Linked DNA regions of Homo sapiens: region 1 is linked to region 2. A link is a loop called in an ENCODE intact Hi-C map of the cell type or tissue named here. Cell type or tissue: PC-3. All regions are shown on one strand. Each heading gives the region's core, and the rest is flanking DNA. Links, peaks and the distances in the headings are about the cores only. Region 1 overlaps SLMAP (sarcolemma associated protein). Region 2 overlaps DNAH12 (dynein axonemal heavy chain 12).

Evidence for each region. A loop is a pair of places that touch in the nucleus more often than their neighbours do. Peaks named below come from ENCODE experiments on the same cell type or tissue, not always from the same donor. Only the 100,000 strongest peaks of a DNase experiment are listed, where the experiment ranks them.
Region 1: a loop joins it to region 2, with 2.5 times the contacts of the local background. A loop is called at or near these places in 14 of 110 quality-filtered maps.

Annotation. Positions count from the first base shown.
Region 1 is chr3:57,828,118-57,841,508 of GRCh38, forward strand. SLMAP (sarcolemma associated protein) reads left to right here. Exons shown (of 25, transcript NM_001377540.1): 3 at 3,266-3,413; 4 at 13,182-13,254. Among named protein-coding and RNA genes, the nearest start is that of SLMAP, 79 kb to the left of the region's middle. RefSeq lists enhancers at 3,579-4,080, 12,407-12,456. In PC-3, for the core only: no CTCF peak of the experiment used is centred there; no DNase peak of the experiment used is centred there.
Region 2 is chr3:57,404,129-57,412,128 of GRCh38, forward strand. DNAH12 (dynein axonemal heavy chain 12) reads right to left here. Exons shown (of 74, transcript NM_001366028.2): 40 at 4,152-4,407; 41 at 1,525-1,824; 42 at 841-1,019. Among named protein-coding and RNA genes, the nearest start is that of ASB14, 120 kb to the left of the region's middle. In PC-3, for the core only: no CTCF peak of the experiment used is centred there; a DNase peak (open chromatin) is centred at 3,103; H3K27ac peaks cover 566 bases.

The DNA.
Region 1 (13,391 bases), core at 3,146-11,145, 430 kb after region 2:
CAGCTAATTTTTTGTGTTTTTAGTAGAGATGGGGTTTCACCATGTTGGCCAGGGTGGTCTCAAACTCCTGACCTCAGGTGATCCACCCGCTTTGGCCTCCCAGAGTGCTGGGATTACAAACGTAGGCCATCATGCCCAGCCTAGTTTAACATTTTTATACCTTAGAAACCTAACCTGATAGTAAACAGAATAACTTCTATACATAATGTAGACTGATTAATGGTAAATTGTTTTACAGGAGGTACAGAATCTTTTTTTTAATATGTCAATCTTTCAAAACAGCCAAGGGCAAAAGGTTAAATTATATAAATGAAAATATTTCTGTAGAGAACTAAACTAATGTGCTGTAGCTGTATACAAGTACAGAGGGTTAGGGGGATGAATAGAAGTTAGTGTAACTGAAAAGGATGCAGAAGGAAAAGAGTGGGAGTGATTGAGTTGTGAGGGAACCAGGACCAGATCCTGTAGGGCTACAATGGTAAGGACTTCGGATTTTATTCTAAGGTGTTTGAAAGCCATTAGCAGGTTGAAAGCAGAAGAAGAACGAGCAACTAATATAAATTATATGTTCAAGCTAAACGGAGGCCAAAGGTACCATGGTATGCTTTGGACGGTAATATAGACATGTCAGAATGAAAAGAACCTGGGTTGATATTGATGTAAGAAAAAAAATTTTTTTTGAGACAGGAGTTCATGCTGTTGCTCAGGCTGGAGTATAGTGGCATGATTATGGCTCACTGCAGCCGCAACCTCCCAGGGCTCAAGCCATCCTCCCAGCTCAACCTCCCGAGTAGTTGGGACTACAGGCCTGCACCACCATGCCCAGCTGATTTTTTGTATTTTTTTGTAGGGATGGGGTCTCACTTTGTTGCCCAGGCTGGTCTTGAACTCCTGGGCTCAAGTGATTCTCCCACCTTGGCCTCCCGAAGTGCTGAGATTACAGACATGAGCCACTGTGTCTGGGCCCTGATGTAAAACCTTTTAAATTTGAAAATATGTTGTGGTTTTAGAGTTATATAGAAGCTACAAACATGAGGTGTTGATATACATACATATATATGTTGTATATATATGTACATATATTTCTTTTTGTTTTTCAACAGTGTTGTTAAACAGTAATAAACCTTTTTTCATGTATTCTTTATTTTTATTCTGTTCCATTTTATGTTTTTTTAAAAAATGCTAGTTGCAACTCACTAAATTGGCTTAGTAACCCACTAATGTATCAGAACTTGAAGTTTGAAAACCACTGTAAATATCATATAATCCCCTTATTTAACTTGCCCAGGCACATATTACTAAAAATAACCTGACCAGAATCCAGACATTACCACATTTCCCAAGAATATATTTATTAAAAAAAAAACTCTCTTATACAATGTAACATTAAGTTCCAGTGTAGAAAAAATTTTGAGGGTAAATATTCCTACTTGAAAGTATTGTCTGTCCTTATCTCCCTGGGTGAAATGTTAAGTCCTGTAAGTTTCAAATGTATTTAAAATATCAACACAATTTTCTAATTAATCGTCTGTAATTAGATATACAAACTGCTAATCAAAGTAACAGTTGGTCTATTTTGAATTATAAACAGAGAATAAGTCATTTATAGACAGCCTAGTGGCCTTTATATTGTCAGCTACCAATTAATGAAATGAAATGTAATTTGAACATTTTCTGCAGATTGCTTCTTAGTCTTTAGTTGTATTTAATTTTGGAAGAGAGCTGTGGGAGGGGTGAAGGATAAATGAAACATAAAGTCTGTGTCCCCTGTGAAGTAATGAGGAAAAATGGCCCTTTTAATTTTCTTATTTGAACTCTTGCTTCTGTGTTCCCCAGTTCTGTGACTTTTGAAAGATACTTAATATACCTGCATCTCACTTTTTTCCTTTATAAATGAAAGTAGTAATATCTTTTTTTGTTTGTTTGTTTGTTTTTGAGATGGAGTCTCGCTCTGTTGTCCAGGCTGGAGTGCAGGGGCACGATCTTGGCTCACTGCAACCTCTGCCTCCCGGGTTCAGGTGATTCTCCTGCCTCAGCCTCCCAAGTAGCTGGGATTACAGGCACGTGCCACCACACCACCATACACCACCATGTTGGCGAGGCTGGTCTCGAACCTCTGACCTCAAGTGATCTGCCCGCCTCAGCCTCCCAAAGTTCTGGGATTACAGGCGTGAGCCACCACACCTGGCCTAAAATAGTAATATCTTTATCATAGCTTTAATGTTAAATGAGGGCCTGATGGCAAAAGTATATTTTGATATATAGTGTATTAGGTGTCTTTTTACCTTTCTTCCTTAGGAAGAAATTCAGCGAAAATGTGTTACTAAAATAAGTAGGGCTGAAGAGTGTAGAAAAATCGAAAAAGAAAGGTACGTCTTTTTTTACTGGTGGTTCTCTTCCTAGTAAGTCTATTGTGTGTGATCCCAGTTGTGCTGAAATTTTTAAGGATTTGTAAGTGATAAATAGGTAGGCTTCTTGTGCCTCCTGCTATCCTTTCTGTTTTTAAAGAGGGAGGGTTACCCAAGTGATGAGAAGCAAATTTGGACAACCATCACCACTAATTTTAGAATATTTTCATCATCTCAAAAAGAAACCTTGTACCCATCCCATTCCTACCTGCCACTTCAGCCTTTTGTAAGCACTCATGTACTTTTTGTCTGTATAGCTTTGCCTATTCTGGATGTTTCATATAAAATGAATCATTATAATACATCAGTCTTTTGTGACTGACTTCTTTTACTTCACATAATGTTTTAAACGTTCATTCATGTTATAGCATGTTATCAATACTTCACCCCTTTATTGCCAAATAATATTCAGTTATATGAATGTCTACCACATTTGTTTATTCATTTATCAGTTGATGGATAGTTGGATTATTTTCCCTTTTTGGCTATTATGAATAATGCCAACATTTGTGTAGAAGTTTTTATGAGAACATGTTTTTAGTTCTCTTGGATGTATACCTAGGAGTGGAATTGCTGAGTTGTATACTAACTTTATGTTTAACATTTTGAGGACCTGACAAACTCTTTTTCCAAAGAGGTTGTACCGTTTTATGTAGCTGAATTTTAAATCACCTAGTTTTCAGATTCTAATTTCATATATATTAAAGGAGAACCTTAGCTGAAATGAGTGGTTTGAATTAATAGGGGAAAAATTCACTTGCAATAGTTGGCAAAGCTGGAAGCATTTTTTTAAAAAGTACATTTGGAATTATTACTATTAATATTTGGCCCTTTTTTGTTTTTGTTTTTTTTTGCAGTTTTATCTTCAAGACACTAAAAGTAGTAATGGTACTTTTATAAATAGCCAGAGATTGAGTCGAGGCTCTGAAGAAAGTCCACCATGTGAAATTCTTTCCGGTGACATTATCCAGTTTGGAGTAGACGTGACAGAGAATACACGGAAAGGTACGGGTATGGATCACTTTTTTTATTACTTGTCTTTTAAAGGTTATTTAATTTTTTATTATCTTACTTGACATTATGAAACATTACATGCTTGTGAAAGCGATTTAAATACAGCATTATATACAGTGAAAAGTTAAAAGTCTCATACTTTCCGTATTGCTCTTCTAAAATTTTAAATTCTGAAGTGTTATTTAGTAGTTTATATTCTTCATCACAGTCAGGGACCAGTCAGCTGCAATGACAGCATACCCCACCAAGACAAGCTTAAATCACAGGATATTTATTATTGATGATGAGACTTAATGAGAGATCTGGAGGCAGATAGGTTCATTTGTTCAGTTGACTCAATGAGATCATCAGGGATCCAGGGTCTTACTGTCTTCCTGTTCTACTGTCTTAAACATTTTAGTTTCTCATGCTTTTGGTTGTTGCTTCATGGTCATAAGATGATGGCTGCAAGCCCCAGGCATCATTTTCCTCACACCAGTATCCTAGGCAAAAAGGATGAGGCGGGGATAAAATGCCTTCTTGTGTGGCTCTCTTCTTATGTTGAAAGAACAATCTTTTGCAGAATCCTCCCAGCAGATTTCTCCTTAGGTCTCACTGGCCACATGGGTAGATCGCATACATAGTTACCTGCAGCTACAAAGAAGTCTGGTGAAGTTACTTAATCTCGTGAAAGGGAGCAAGAAGATCTATGATTGACATAGATCAGTTTTGATTTATTCCTTCAGGTTGTGTGTACATTGTTACCCCAAACAAAATTAGAGCTCTCTTAGCAAGAAAGAAGATGGAAAGGTAGTAGAGGTAGGCAGCTAATAGTAGCTATCACAAGTATAAAATAAAATTTAATGTCTCACAATTTTTGAAAGTTCTTTAGCTAAATAAATGTAGATTGATCTTTGTTTTTACAATTCAGAAGCTTCCTGCCTCTACCTAGTTCACGGTCTTCTTTATGACCATGAAATTATATAGCTAAATCATAAAACTAAATGGATAAAAACCATAAGTGTTTAGTTCCACTTCATTAGTTTAATATGGATAGTGCAACCATTTGGCAAGTTTCTCCTTTCATTTGTCTGAACATACTCTGATCTGGTGATACTGGTCAGAATTTTGCATAGTAGAGATGGTGATGGTGGTGATGATGATAATGCTGATGATGCTGGTGTGTGTGTGTTCATATGCATATTTATGCATATACTTTCACTGGTATTGCAACAGCAGTATTATTTTTAATGGGTTTTTTTGGCCTCCTCAGAAAGTTAGGTTTTGATATTTGAATTTGGGCAGGGCCAACATCTTAGGAATTTCCATTTACAATTGTAAACCAAAAAAGAAAGGTTTGTATTTTGGTAAAGAATATTGACACTTCTTACTAAGAGAATTCAACTTATATATGACCATACTGGGAACAGCTGCATTAGACACTCCTATATCTGCTGTTGCCATATCACACCTACAAGTCATTCAGCAAACAGTAAACCGAGCTCATTAAATGGAACCCCAACTGTGAGTAACCCATAGAGAAAAAGAGAATTTGATTACATTGTCTTTCTCTCCAAGGAATGTCTGTCTTCTTGGCTTGCATTTCCTAAAGGGAATTATTAGGTGTTGATTGACAAAAAGGATGAGGTAATGAAATACATTTAGAGAATACTTAGGTAAGATAAGCAGGACTTCTTGGAGCTTTTAATATGCTAACATATATGCAGATTTCCAAGGAGGTGGCCATTATAGAATGCAACTCTTTCCAAACTCCTTTCCACTGTTTTTTCCCATCTATCTGTGAGGGTCTATCTGTGAGGGATACTCTTTAGAAAATGCTATAGAAAGCTAAGAAGATGACCCTGAGATTCAAGGTTCCTCTTAGTATAATCTTATTTTAGTAACATTAGTTTTTTTTTTTTGAGACGGAGTCTCACTCTGTTGCCAGGCTGGAGTGCAGTGGCACCATCTCCAGTCACTGCAACCTGTCTCCCGGGCTCAAGTGATTCTCCTGCCTCAGCCTCTCGAGTAGCTGGGACTACAGGTGCATGCCACCATGCCCAGCTAATTTTTGTATTTCTAGTAGAGACGGGGTTTCACCATGTTGGCCAGGATGGTCTCGTTCTCTTGACCTCGTGATCTGCCCATCTCAGCCTCCCAAAGTGCTGGGATTACAGGCTAAGCCATCACGCCTGGCCAGTAACATTAGATTTTTACAGTCTTCTGTGAAATTTGATTTATCTTTTATGCTAACTTTAAGGAGATTAGATTTAAAAAAAAAAAAACTTGCAACATTTAAAATGTTGTTTCTTTTGGTACTTACTGGCTTCAAAAAGTTGACTTATGTTAAGCACGGGCTCTTGGGATACAGCTGTGTCACCAGTTGAGTACTACCTGTTTAAGGACATACCAGAAAAAAAGTATTGATTTTTATCCTATGCTAAACAGTGCTGTGATAACTTTTGTATCACTTGGAGAATGCTCCTGAAATTATGCAACACTACTAGATAACCCCTGGATCAAAGAGGAAATCAAAAGGGAAATTTCACACTGTATTGTAAAGAGAGGAGACTTTTATGCCAAAATACAGTAAGTCTTTTAGTCAGATAAAATTAATAATCTTAAATTCCATTCATGTTAAAGAAGAAAGACAATTAAGAAATCTGACACTAATCAGAAGAAATTAGAAAACGAATAAGTAAAAGAATCTGAAAAGGAGAAATAAAAGCAGAAATTAATGAAACAAAAAATTCTACAAGGGATAAACAAACCCAGATGCTGGTTCTTTTATTAATAAAAAGAAAACAAACAGTGAACAAGGTAATTAATAAACCGTAATGCATTAAGTTAAAAATACTAGCGAAAATATACAAGATGAGAAATGAGAAAGGAGAAATAAAACACAAATACAGGATATACTACAAGAATAATAAGAGAATCTTATATGGCTATCTATGGCAAAGAGAAAAGAAAAAATTAGAGTAAATTGATGTTTTCCTAGCAAAATTATCTCAAGAAGTGGAAAAATTTGATTAATTGATTGTTTTTGAAAGAGACTAAAAAGTTATTAAAGATTCACCATTGAAAAGACACCAGAAACAGAGGGATTTACAGCTGATCCCTCTGTTTTTAAAAAACAGATAAACCCTGTGTTATTTAAGTAATTCCAAACATAAAGATGGAAAGCTTTCAGAATCCTTTAAAGAACCTAGCATATCATTAATGTGAAAATCTGATAAAGATATAGATACAAAAAAGAAAACTATAATTAATTTTATTTATAACAATAGATGAAAAATTTCAATTAAGATACTAGGCCAGGGTTTGGCATAGTGGCTCATGCCTGTAATCCTAGCACTTTGGGAGTCTGAGGCAGGTGGATTGCTTGAGCCAAGTAGGTTGATACCAGCCTGGGCAACATGGTGAAACCCCATCTCTACCAAAAATGCAAGAATCAGCTGGGCGTGGTGGCGCACGCCTGTAGTCCCAGCTACTTGGGAGACTGAAGTGGGAGGATGGCTTGAGCCTGGGAGGCAGAGATTGCAGTGAGCCATGACCGCACCACTGCACTCCAGCCTGAGCAACAGAGCCAGACCCTGTCTCAAAAAAAAAAAAAAAAAAAAAAAAAAAATGCTATTAGGCCAGACACAGTGGCTCCCACCTGTAATCCCAGCACTTTGGGAGGCTGAAGTAGGAGGAGCCCTTGAGCCCAGGAGTTCAAACCAGCCTGGGCAACATAGGGAGACACTGTCTCTACCCGCTCCCCTGGCCCCCAAATTTTTTTTAATTAGCTGTGGGCCTGGCAGCTTGCACTTGTCTCAGCTACTCCAGAGGCTGAGGTGGGAGGATCACTTCACTTGAGCCCAGGAAGTTGAGGCTGCAGTGAGCCCTGTTCATGCCATTGCACTCCAGCCTTGTCTCTAAAAACAAAAGATATTAACAAATTAAATTCAGAAATAAAGCTAGAATAAACAACAAAGTAGGATTTATTCCAGAAATGCCAAGATGAGTCAGTATCAGGCAGTCTATCAACATAATCCACAGACTAAAGTAGAAAGACCATGCAACTGTATAATCAGTAGTTGTGTCGCTGAATAACCAGAGATACTGAAAAGGCATTTGATCAAATTTAGAAGTTACCCCTAATAAAAATTCTAAATAAATAGGATGAAAAGAAAACTAAGTAAAATAAAAATGTTAAGTAAAATAGAATAAAAAATAGCAAAATACTATACAGCTGTGAAAATGTATGGACTAAATTTGCATATATAAACAAGATAAATCTCAAACTTTATCTCAAGCAAACTGTCGAAGGATTTGTATAGTGTAACCATTTACAGAAAGCATGAATGCCTGCAAAACAATACTATATAGTGCTTTTGAATACACTTATAATAAAGTACATTTGTATACATGTGAATGATAAATAGGATTTATGAAAGGATGTTTTTGGCATCAGTGTGTATCATACTAAAAACAATGGAAGCATAATTTTAAAACTCCCCATTTTACAGGTATTAAAAAGAAAAAATTATATTAATTGCAGGGATTTCTATAAGATATAATGTTGAGTAAAGAAAGAATCAATTGTTTTTAATAATTTCATTATTTAAAATAGTCTCACCAATCCCTATAAATACATATATGTTAGACATATATATCTCTAGATCTTTAATGTGAGTCGTCCAGGAGTGTGGGTGGGAGGGAAGAAGGAATAGAGGAGAAGAGGGAGCCAAATTAAAAGGGAAAGGTTACTAGAACTACAATTAAAAAATCACCCAGTATGTAGGACATTTATGTATTTATATAAACTAATTTGTGTATATGTTAAAAAATTTCAGAAAAAGAATATATATAATATGTAAGATTGTATGTGTGTGTATCAGGATTTTGTTAAAAAGGTAACATGAGCCTAATACCACTGAACATATCGGTTCATATTAGTGTCATTTCTGTTCTTAGCAATCCAAAACAATCTGTTTTTTAAATTTTTTTAATTTATAGAGATGGGGCCTCACTGTGTTACCCAGGCTGGTCTCGAACTCCTGGCCTCAAGTGATCCTCCTGCCTCAGTCTCCCAAAGTGGTGGGATTAAAGGCTTGAGCCACTGGACCCCACCAACAATCTGATTTTGATGTTTGGCATTCTTTGTGTATGGCTTCAAGGAGAAAACTCAATGGTCAGGCATGTACACATAAGCTGCTCTATACTGATAAAATATTATTGTAAACAAAGAGCTGACATTCTAATAGATTTTTTAAAAGAAAGGAAGAAAGTGAGAAAGCCAAGGTTTACTAACCTAACCACTGGCCACTCCTCTTTTCCTGGACCCACAAACTGCTTAAAGAGTGAGTTTTCTGGGTCACACATTATTACAGTAACCCTCTCTTGCAAAGCTTGGGGCCAGTTAGTTCTGTGAACACATGTAACTTCAGTCAGCTTATTACTTCAGGCCTTCATCACCAATATCTTTTTCTTAGTTAAGCTCCTGTGAACAAAGGGCCTATAAAGAGCAAAGTCAATGGTGTATCTTCCTTTGGCATTGTGCTTCAACTGCACTGAATTACTTTTACTCCCCCTAATAGACATGGCCTTCAAGCCCTTGCACATGCTTTTTCCTATGCCTAGAAACCTTTCTTGATCCTCAGGGCTGGACAAGGTGCCCACTCCATGCCCCTGTTGTACCCTGTACTCATCCCTTTTATGTGTTTACTGCCCTCACTAAACTGTAAGCTGTGCAACTATAGGAAGTGTGTCTGTCTTCACTGTAGAATCTCCACACACAACCTGGAACATATTGGTTGAGTAAATTTGAGAATGTCCCATTAATCTTCATCTATCTTTTGTTTGTTTGTTTGTTTGTTTTTTGAGACAAGGTCTCACTCTGTTGGCCAGGCTGGAGTGCAGTGGCACGATTTCGGTTCACTGCAAGCTCTGCCTCCTGGGTTCTTGCCATTCTCCTGCCTCAGCCTCCCTAGTAGCTGGGACTACAGGCACCCACCACCACGTCCGGCTAATTTTTTTGTATTTTTAGTAGAGACAAGGTTTCACTGTGTTAACCAGGATGGTCTCTCTCTCCTGACCTCGTGATCTGCCTACCTCGGCCTCCCAAAGTACTGGGATTACAGGCGTGAGCCACTGTGCCTGGCCCCTAAATCTCTTTTAAACCAAGCATTTCCCAAACTCATCAGACCCTCAGATCCTTTTTTGTAACACTTGCTAGCATTTTGGGAAATGCTGCTATGTGTAGTTGATTAATATAAGTATTAGAACAAAATATTTTCATCAGGTTGCTTTAATTACTTGCCTGTTGCAAATCAAAAGGATAACATGTCTATGCATGTGTGTATCTGGTTGTCATGAGAATCACATTAAAGGCATCGTTGACTGGACTAAATTGTGAGCTTAGTCAGACGTGGGTTATTTTTGTTTTTGTTTTTTAAATTGCCTTCAACTGTGCAGCAACTCTGTACTGCCCAGTCAATATTAGCCCTTGGTTCATCTCATAGATTTGCGCATCAGCTCATTTGCTGAACTTTCAGGGTAATGTGTCTGAACAACAGAATTACTGATGTTGTATATCACAGGTTGTCACCTCTGGAACTAGTTTTATTCTATAACTTGTTCTACCTATTTTTCTTTTTTAAAAAAACAACTTTCTACCAAATTAAAGTGTAGGTATTGCTGGATCTTCATGTTGTATTATGCTCCTGTATTTATTATAGGCTATTTATAGTGAATGTCTTGAGGAGCCATCCTCTAGAAACTCATTTATCATAAGAGAGAGAAATCCATCTCTTCTGTCTTTTGCCTGGGAAAGGAGAAAGCTAGGTGGTTCCTACAAATAGAGATGAACCCTAATGTCTTAAAAGTAAGAAACATCTTTGCACAGGAGTAATGGGAGCTATAAAATACTAAGCAGGCATGTTCCTCAACATCTTCAGTAAAATGCTTTCTGTACCAGATGACTCTGCTAAGTACACAGGTTTTTAAACTGAGAAGCAGATAATCCTTGATGCCCTCAAAGAGTTGAATCTAATTGGTGAGACAACAGTTTCTGTAAATCGTAAATATTCACAATGCAATGTGCTTAATGTTTTAAGAAATAGATATAGGAGGCTCTGGGGACATCTTACCCAGATACTGAGCTTTGGTGAAGGAATTAGAAAATCTGAGCCTGGAGACTAAGTAGCACATGGTCATGCAGGCGAGAGGATAAAAACATTGCTTACAGAAGGGACAGCCTGTGTAAAAGGCATGGGGCTGTGAAAGGTAAAGTGCTTGGAGATCGCAGGTAGCTTGGCTTTGTATAGGATATCCTTCGTAGCAGGATAGAGGATGAGGTCAGACAGGAATGAAGGAGCCCAGTGGTTCATGGCCATGGTTATTGTGCTGGGCAGAGTTTAGAAGACTGCCAATAGATGGTTCTGTTTTTTATTGTTGTTTGTTTGTTTGTGTTTTTGAGACAGGGTCTTGCCCAGCTGGAGTGCAGTGGTGTGATCATGGGTCACTGTAGCCTCGAACTCCCAGGCTCAAGCGATCCCCCAGCCTTAGCCTCCTGAGTAGCTGGGTACAGGTGTGCACCACCCCCACCCTGCTAATTTTAAAATTTTTTGTAGAGAGTGGGTCTCACTATGTTGCCCAAGCTGAACTCAAGTGATCCCCCCACCTCAGCCTCCCACAGCACTGGGATTAGGGGTGTGAGCCACTGTGCCCTGCCAATAGATGGTTCTTGATCTGTGTTAGCACTTTTTATATAATCAATTAGTAATGAAAATCAATATTGAATACATGGTGTTAAATTCCTTAATTTTAATGTGCATTTCCAGATGACAGTCATATTACTTCATGTTTATAATATCATCTTGATGATTCGTCGGCCTGATCATTTAATATCCCCAAATGCATTAGCTCTATTTTTTTTTTTTTTTTTTTTTTTTGAGATGGAGTCTCGCTCTGTCACCCAGGCTGGAGTGCAGTGGCATGGTCTCGGCTCACTGCAACTTTCGCCTCCCAGGTTCAAGCAGTTCTGCTGGCCTCAGCCTCCCGAGTAGCTGGGATTGCAGGCACCTGCCACCATACCGGCTATTTTTGTTTTTTTCTGGGATGGAGTCTCACTCTGTCGCCCAGGCTGGAGTGCAGTGGCGTGATCTTGGCTCACTGCAACCTCTGCCTCCCAGGCTCAAGCGATTCTCCCACCTCAGCCTCCTGAGTAGCTGGGATTACAGGCACCCACCATCATGTTGAGCAGGCTGGTCTTGAACTCCTGACCTCAGGTGATCTGCCTCGGCCTCCCAAGGTGCTAGGATTACAGGCATAAGCCACCATGCCTGGCCTAATTTTTGTATTTTTAGTAGAGGGGTTTTGCCATGTTGGCCAGGCTGGTCTCGAACTCCTGACCTCAGGTGATCTGCCCACCTCAGCCTACCAGAATGCTGGGATTACAGGCGTAAGCCACTGTGCCCAGCCTAAGTTTTATATTTTTAGTAGAGGGGTTTTGCCATGTTGGCCAGTCTGGTCTCAAACTCCTGACCTCAGGTGATCCACCTGCCTCGGCCTCCCAAAGTACTGGGATTACAGGCGTGAGCCACTGAGCCCGGCCTAATTTTTGTGTTTTTAGTAGAGAGGTTTCACCATGTTGGCCAGGCTGGTCTCAAACTCCTGACCTCAGGTGATCCATCCACTTTGGCCTCCCAAAGTACCGGGATTACAGGCGTGAGCCACCATGCCCGGCCAACATTAGCTCTATTCTTAAAATTCAGTTTTGTTGAGATATAATTTACGTATAACACAATTTTACATGTACAATTCAGTGAGTTTTGACAAATATATATGGTCTCATAACCACCACTCCCCTAATCATGATGTAGTGTATTCTCATCAGCCTGCATTAGTTTTTAATCAGAGCTTAGTGAAATAAATAATTCTTTGAACTCTGGAAAATGTAATACAGTATTTGAAGAATAAAGAGAAATAAAAAACCGTCAACCTTCAAGCCAGAAAACAATTTTTTAAAATTAAACCCACATATAGAGAAACTCTGTACAAGTGCTACTTTCAGGAGTTTTGTCTCTTAAAATCTTCAATAGGAAAAGGAGGAAGTAAGATGCAACAGTGAGAAGCTGTCTACAAAGGGACTGTACTGATGTCATTTTGGGGGTGGAGGAAGAAACAACTATCAAGAAAACAAAACAAAATTTTAAATATTGAAATGGAAACATGAGACACTAGCAAACAATTCTGATACTTAATAGCAGAGAATTGTGGAAGCAGTTTCACTTGTCTGAGGTCTTGGTTTTCTCACCCATAAAATGGGGGATTGAGTGGCATTTCTCAACTGTATTATGCAGAACTTTAGAGTTTTGTGAGGTGTGGTTAGGTGTGTAATAGGTTGGGGAAGGGAAGATTTGGAATAAGAACTATATTTTAAATTTGGGAATAGTCAGACCTTATGTTTGATACTGGCAGATGGGGAAAAGTGTATTTCCCCCTCACAATTTTATTTCCATATATTCAACTGACTTTTTATTGACTATTATTACAGAATTGGAGATTAAGACACTTTTCAAAATGATTCTATCCTTATTTCTACCTTGAAATTGTGATTCGTTATGGACAAGATGAGTTTCTCCAGGGTAATAATGTCATTAAACCACTAGCTTTATTTTCTTTCTGAGAAATTGTTACTTTTAAGAATAAACTATGTTTACATATGAGAGGTGTGAAGTTTTATATTTTTAAACAATTATTTCATCCATATTATTTGTTTGTTTCAACCAGTTACCCATGGGTGTATTGTTTCCACAATAAAACTTTTTCTACCAGATGGTATGGAAGCCCGGCTCCGCTCAGAGTGAGTATAATTTAGTACTGTGAAGTTTTTGTGAAGTTTAGTACTGTAAAGAATTTAGTAATAATATTCTAGGTGATGGTGTACTGCTAATACCTGCTTCAGGACTATTTAAATAATATTAGAAAATTGATTAGTAC
Region 2 (8,000 bases), core at 1-8,000:
ACATGTACCCAAGGAGACACGGATGTGAATTTTCAAAGCCTTTTTTATAATAGCAAAAACTAGAAGTCACCTAAAATTTGTCTCAGAAGAATGACTGCATTGTGGTACAATTATATAATAGAATGCAATATAGTGGTAAATATTCATTTTTCTGTGACTCTCACAATATGGAATAAACCAACTAGCAGAAGATTATATCCAGTATTATACCATTTATATGCAGTTTTAAAATATGCAAAATAAGACTACATACATATTTACGAATACATACATGTATAGTAAAAGTTCTAAGAAACAAAAGTTTCGGCCAGGTGTGGTGGCTCACATCTGTAATCCCAGCACTTTGGGAGGCCAAGGCAGGCGGATCACTTGAGGTCAGGAGTTCGAGACCAGCCTGGCCAGTATGGTGAAACCCCATCTCTACTAAAAATACAAAAAAAAATTAGCCAGGCATGCCGGCGCATGCCTGTACTCCCAGCTACCTGGGAGGCTGAGGCAGGAGAATGGCTTGAACCCGGGAGGTGGAGGTTGCAGCGAGCTGAGATAGTGCCATTGCACTCCAATCTGGGCAACAGAGCAAGACTCAGTCTCAAAAAAAAGAAAAAGAAAAAAGAAACACAAGTTTCTTTTCACTACTACTCGTATGACACAGGATGCAGTGAGACAGGGTGACTATAACAGGGAATTTCAAATAAATTACTAATATTTTATGTTTTATGCTGGATAATGGGTACAAAGTCATTCACTGTATTTTTCTTTACACCTTTTGGTACATTTCAAACATTTCATAATAACATTTTACAGATAGCAATTTCAAGCATCAACACCATATATAGGTACCTAAAAATGACAAGATTCATTCTTGTTTTGTGTGTTTGATTATACTCATCTAAGCACTGGTCCACAACATCACTAAAATGATGAATATTTGGAATTTCAATATAAACTCTATCATCTCCTTCAAGGTCAGGATTCATATAATCACCAAACATGAGATTTCTTAAGTCTTCTTCAGTTACCTATAGAAAGGAAATCAACAAATTTTAAAACTTAAAACATTTAAAAATAAATTTAAGAAAACAAAATTTTTGTTTCATCCATGTTATAAAGTAATTAAGTTTTTAAACATTAGGGTAGTAAAAAATGCACTTATAAAATTAATACCTGAAATTATATCCTTAGGATATAAAAAGAAAAGTAAGATTTATATGTTTTGTTGTTGTTAGGCTAGAGAAGTCATTCTGGGCGACTCCCATTGAGTAGTTACTAAGTGATGGTCATCATGTTAAGCACTTTATATCTATTATATCATTTATTCCCTATCACATAAGGTGTTATTCTTTAAATAACTTCTATGTTACATACTTTCCTATGAAGATAAATCTTCTCAAAACAAACACCTATTTACAAGGAATGCTAAAAGAATATGTTCATTAAGAAATGATTTTTAAAAATATAACTTAATTGTAACAATTCATATATGGTACTGCTTTAACTCAATATGTTCTTAATCGCCATACTCACTGGTGCATTTTGTTTCCTCAAATGTGAAAAGATACTGTGAAATGATTCTTTAAAATGGTCCTTTATAACAGTTTTAGTTAACTGGAACAGCCATCTTCGATCATCATCATTAATGAGGCGATCATAAAACACTCGGAGAACCTCATGCACAAACAGACGGATCATAGTGTGTTTGTTCGCCACGGCGTCTCTTTCAATGAGTAAACAGCCCCGGATGACGCGTGAAAAATCACGCAAGTTGAAAGTATAATGGGATTTTGTGGGAGTGGGTAAAAGATTTTCCACAGATTGTTTATATATCTGAATATGAAAAAAGCAACAAAGCAAAAATAAAATGCTTATAATCAGTAAAGTCATGTAACCAGTGGAATGTTATACAAAATATTTTATTTACTCTGTCAGATTATATGGGCTTGGGCTGGGCGCGGTGGCTCACATCTGTAATCGCAGCACTTTTGGAGGCTGAGGTGGGCAGATCACCTAAGGTCAGGAGTTCGAGACAAGCCTGGCCAACATGGCAAAACCCTGTCTCTACTAAAAATACAAAAATTAGCCAGGTGTCATGGCACGTGCCTGTAATCCCAGCTACGCAGGAGGCTGAGGCAGGAGAATGGCTTGAACCCGGGAGGTGGAGGTAGACATTGCAAAGAGCCAAGATCACGCCATTGCACTCCAGCCTGGGCAACGAAGTGAGATTCTGCCTCAAAAAAAAAAAAAAAGAAAAAAAAAGATTATACTGGCTTGGAAAATTGCATAGTACTAAGCTTAGCATGGCATATATGTTTATTTTGGCTTATAGCACTCAACCAGGCATTATTAACTTGAGGGAACTTAATATCCGATTCCATCCAAGCCCAGCCCATCCAAGTGGAAACCTGTCTCTACTTTTATTTCCCAGTTATTATGGTTACACCATTTAAAGGTGAATAATCTGAGGTTAAATAGTGAAAAACAAAATCTTTCAGAGAAAGGGAAATCAGATAACTCATGCTGAATCATTCCAAATGAAGAGGAAGATGAAATAATTTTCTTGTTACTACAATCAACTTCAAAATAAATCAATTTGTTCTCTCTCTTCCCTTCTATCTCTTATTCCCTCACCCCCCTTCTTCTTTATATCTAAATTGGCTTTAAGGAAATGAAGTATATTTTTACTATGTACTGAATTCACCAAATGAAGTTTAACGTTCTCTTAAAGGAAGGTGAATTAAGCCTTTTATAATATAGTCAAAAAAGGAAAACAAAAAAACTTTTTTTTTATTTTTGAGATGGAGTCTCATTCTGTCGCCCCGCTGGAGTGCAGTGGTGAGGTTTTGGCTCACTGCAACCTCCACCTCCTGGATTCAAGTGATTCTCCTGCCTCAGCCTCCCGAGTAGCTGGGACTACAGGTGCACACCACCACGCCCAGCTAATTTTTGTATTTTTAGTAGAGACAGGGTTTCACCATGTTGGCCAGGATGGTCTCAATCTCTTGACCTTGTGATCCGCCCACCTTGGCCTCCCAAAGTGCTAGGATTACAGGTGTGAGTCACTGCGCCCAGCCAACGTTTTTTATTTGTATGTGTTCTGTGATTCATCTCCCTGCTCCAACCTCCACACATGGTAGGTCTATAATGCTTCAAAGACAGAAAAAAAAAAAAAAAAGCCGGGGGTAGGGAGGTGGCAGGGATGCTTTCTGTATCCCCTTCTACCTGACCAACACCTCTGTATTTTCCAGGACATGCCTGAAATAGAAATATTATGTTTTATAAATAGAAGCACTTTTCTGTATCAGAACAAATGTACTATCTCTTTGCTCATAGTAGTTTCTTTACTTGAACAGCACACACTTTCCACTGAAACAAGGGGAGAATTTTAGAAGATTGATGTTCTTGGAAATGGATGGAAGGATTCTAGGGAGTTTTCTGCTTCCTGTTGCAGTGATCACAAAATGAAACTTGCTTTATGAAGCTTCTAGAAAGTGTAGTTTGGTAAGATCATGACTGACGTGCCTTTAAATATATTGTTTCCCATTTACCATTAGAGATGAGGCTGGCTCTAGTCTTTGAACAGAGGCAAATAACACACCCGAAATAAGTTAAAAACTGTTCTTTGGCCATATGGGGAGTCTTGTTGTCTGTTTCTACCCTTGTATTTCTCTTTTATAATTATTTTTTCATTGCTACTTATAAATTATGTGGTCTGACTAAAAGTAATGTATTCATAAGCTGCTTAAATTTCTTTAAGACAAGCATGCAAAATGGGAGGGAAGATAGAGAGAAAAAACGACAAGTACCAGAGTAGGAACCTAATAGAAAAATACCTGTGATGTGGCAGATACTAGTTTTAGATGTTTTCCTTATAACAACCTTGTGAAATAGGTGTTTTATTCCATTTTAGTCATTAAAAAAACAGCCTCTGGAATGTCAAATTACTTGCTCAAAATCATATAGCTAGGAAATAGCAGTCAAGGCTCAACCCAAGTTGGATTCCCTCATTTCAAATCCTGTGATCTTCCTATTCTCTGGTCTTCTAAACAGTTTCTCTGACACCAAAGACCAAAGCAGATAGCATCAAAAAAATAAAATAAGCGCCAAATGAGGGAAATATGTAATACTAAAACATTTACATTGCATTATTGACTGACCTCCATAGTCCCATTGACTATCTGGTTCCCAATTACAAAGTACTCTGGAGGAAATTCATGAGTTCTAAGGTAGAATGCTACAATAGATGAGAAGATTCGGACCATAGTTTCATCACTAAAAGAATTAATACTGCAGATGTTGAAATGTCGAATACAACGGGGAGTAACTGGATTTCTTCCACCACCTGGAGGGCCCATTGCAGCAATCAGCTCTATGTCCACCAGCGTGATTTTACTTGTGTCCTTAAGGTCGTACCTTAGAAAGCACACACAAAAAATTTAGATTATCTGTTATAAAGACATTAAGATGGGATGAAATATAGATCTCCCAAGAAATTTAATCAGATTTTAGCTTCTCTAAAAGGAATAACTTCAGATAACACTTTGAGTAGGAGAGAAATTTTTTTTAAAGCAGAATTTGGTTTCTCCCCTCAGTGACTGATTCTGCTACCCAGATTTTGGATATCTGGAATGACCCTTCCCTCTTACTTTTCCCTCTCTTTCCTCCTACTCTTCCTTACAGTTTGACTCTCCATTTCTCCTTTCTTATTCCAAATCTAGAAGCATGGATGAGTGATCAATCCTATTTGTAGCTGTTTATAGATAAGGTGACTATATATCTCATTTTACCTAGGACAATTCTGGCTTGTGCTTGTTGTACCGAAGTAATTATTAATAACACTCCCCTTTTACTCCAGAAATGTCACAGTTTGAACACTAAGTTATATACTAAAACTGGTTATAGCAATGTCCTGATTTTTTCTCATCTCAAACTGTATCTTCAGAGTGGATAAAGATGTCTAAATAGGATCTATACATTTTGTTATAGAAAGGGACCCATTAGGGAAAAATGAAATTTCAAAGAAGTTTTAATCAGAAATAAATAGGAAATGACATAATTTAGCTGGAACCACTCAGAGTAAAAGGTTGCTATTGTCAATAAGCCATCAAGTCTCTAATACTGAAGTTACTGCACACACAGACATATACATACAGAGGCTGGGGTAGGAGTCTATCTAGCCAGTCCTTAGACTAAAAGCATGCTAGAAAGTATGAAAATATGGTTTTTGGTAACAACCCTAATAATCAACAATAGAAGACCAGCTAAGTAAATTACGGTGACATCCACATAATATTAAAGCCAATAAAACGAATGAGTAGACAAATATGCACTGATATGGCTATTTGAGATAAATATATAAGTGTAAAATAATTTACAAAATATTACATGTAATATGAGCCTATTTTTACACATAAAAATAGACTTATATAGAAAAAAATCACTGAGGAATAGTGATTATCTCCTGATAATCACTAACTCAGGAGAGTGACTATCTTCTGAGATAATCGCAGTGATTATCTCAACAATGGTTATCTCCTGAAAGCAGAATTCCTAGGGCCTATAGTAATAACAAAAATGCAACTGTAAAATATGACTTAGCTTTGAAATTCGTCTACCCTTGTCTTGAGATAAAAATCATGGCATACTGAGGAATAGAAAAGTACATTTAAGAGGAGGAAAGGAAGAATTATTCATCCTAATTAAAAGGTGCTATATCTTACATGTGAGAAACTAACCATATCACCATAAATTGGTGTGGGGAGAATGGAAGGGTTATCCATGAGATTGCTGTCAAATACAAGCCATCTCAAAGATATGGTAGGTAGTTCCAAGCAGCCACAGAAAACATACAGTTAAAAACATGGTAGAAAAATAGGGTGCTGATTATGGTTACTTAGGTTGGGCACTACCCACAAATTCTTGACTTGGGGGAATGGTACTTTGAAGGATGTAATCTGTAAATTATTTTCAATAATTGAAACTAATAGTTGAAAAGTGCAGGCATACCCCATTTTATTTCACTTCATTTCATTAAGCTTTGCAGATACTGTGTTTTTTTACAATCTGAAAAAGTTTTTAGAAACCTGTGTTGAGCAGGTCTATAGGCACCATTTTTCCAACAGCATTTGCTTACTTCTGGTCTCTGTGTCACATTTTGGTAATACTTGCAATATTTCAAACTTTTCCATTTTTTTTATATCTGGTATGGTGATCTGCGATCTTTGATGTTACTATTGTAATTGTTTTGGAGCACCATGAATTGACCTACATAAGAAGAAAACCTTAACTGATTAAATATTGTGTGTGTTCTGACTGTTCCACTGACTGGCTGTTCCCCATCTCTCTCCCTCTTCTCAGACCTTCCTATTCCTTGAGATAAACAGTATGGAAGTTAGGCCAATTAATAATCCTCCAGGCCGGGTGTGGTGGCTCATACCTGTAATCCCAGTGCTTTAGGAGGCCAAGGTGGTGGATCACTTGAGGTCAGAAGATCAAGACCAGCCTGGCCAACATGGCAAAACCGTCTCTACTAAAAATACAAAAATTAGCCGGGTGTGGTGGTGTGTACCTGTAGTCCCAGCTACTTGGGAGGCTAGGGCATAAGAATCACTTGAACCTGGGAGGCGGAGGTTGTAGTGAGCCAAGATCACGCCACTACACTCCAGCCTGAGTGACAGAGCAAGACTTTGTCTCAAAGGCAAAAAAAAAAGCCAAAAACGTCCTAGTAAACTAGGAATAAAGGTAACTTCCTCAACTTGGTAAGGAATATCTACAAAAACCCTACAGCTAACATCATACTTAATGGTAAGAATCTCCAAGCTTTCCCACTAACATCAGGAACAAGATAAAAATGTCCCCTCTCATGACTTCTTTTCAACATCATACTAAGGGCTAGCAATAAGATGAAAAAAAAGGTATACCGACTGGGAAGAAAGGAATGAAACTATCCTTGTTTGCAGATAACATGATGATCTATAAAGAAAATCTCAAAGAACTACAAAAAACTCCTGGAACTAATAAGCAATTATAGCAAGCTTGTAAAGAGTTACCATGTAAAATTCAATCACCTTTTTACATACCAGTAATAAACAAGTGGAATTTGAAATTAAAAGTACAACACCTGGGCCAGGCACAGTGGCTCATGCCTGTAATCCCAGCATTTTGGGAGGCCGAGGAAGGTGGATCACTTGAGGTCAGGAGTTCAAGACCAGCCTAGCCAACATGGTGAAAACCTGTCTCTACTAAAAACACAAAAATTAGTTGGGCATGGTGGCACATGCCTGTAATCCCAGCTACTTGGGAGGCTGAGGCAGGAGAATCTCTTGAACCCAGAGGCAGAGGTTGTAGTGAGCCAAGATCATGCCACTGCACTCCAGCCTGGGTGACAGAGTGAGACACTGTCTCAAAAAAAAAAAAAAAAAAAAAAAAAAAAAGAAAGAAAGAAAAGTACAACACCATTTACATTAGCACCCACCCCCAATGAAATACTTAGGGATATATCTAACAAAATATATAGAAGATCTATATGAGGAAAACTGTAAAACCCTGAAGAACTAAATCGAAGTACTAAATAAAAAGAGGTATTCCATGTTCATGGATAGGAAAACAATATTATGAAGATGACAGTCCTTCCAAACTTGACATGTAGATTCAACGCAATCCCAATCTAAATCCCAGCAAGTTATTTTTTGGATATTGAGAAACTGATTCTGAAGTTGATATGGAGAGGCCAAAGTCCCAGATTAGTCAACACTATTGAAAGAGAAAAACAAAGTCAGAGGACTGACACACCCAACTTTAAGGCTTACTATAAAACTACAGTAGTCAAGACAATCTGGTACTGGCAAAGCAGACAAATAGGTCAATGGAACAGAATAGAGAGCCCAGATATAGACCCAATAAATACAGTTAACTAATCTTTGACAAAGGAGCAAAGGCAATATTATGGAGCAAAGATAGTCTTTTCAAGGAATGCTGCTGGGCACAGTGGCTCATACCTATAATCC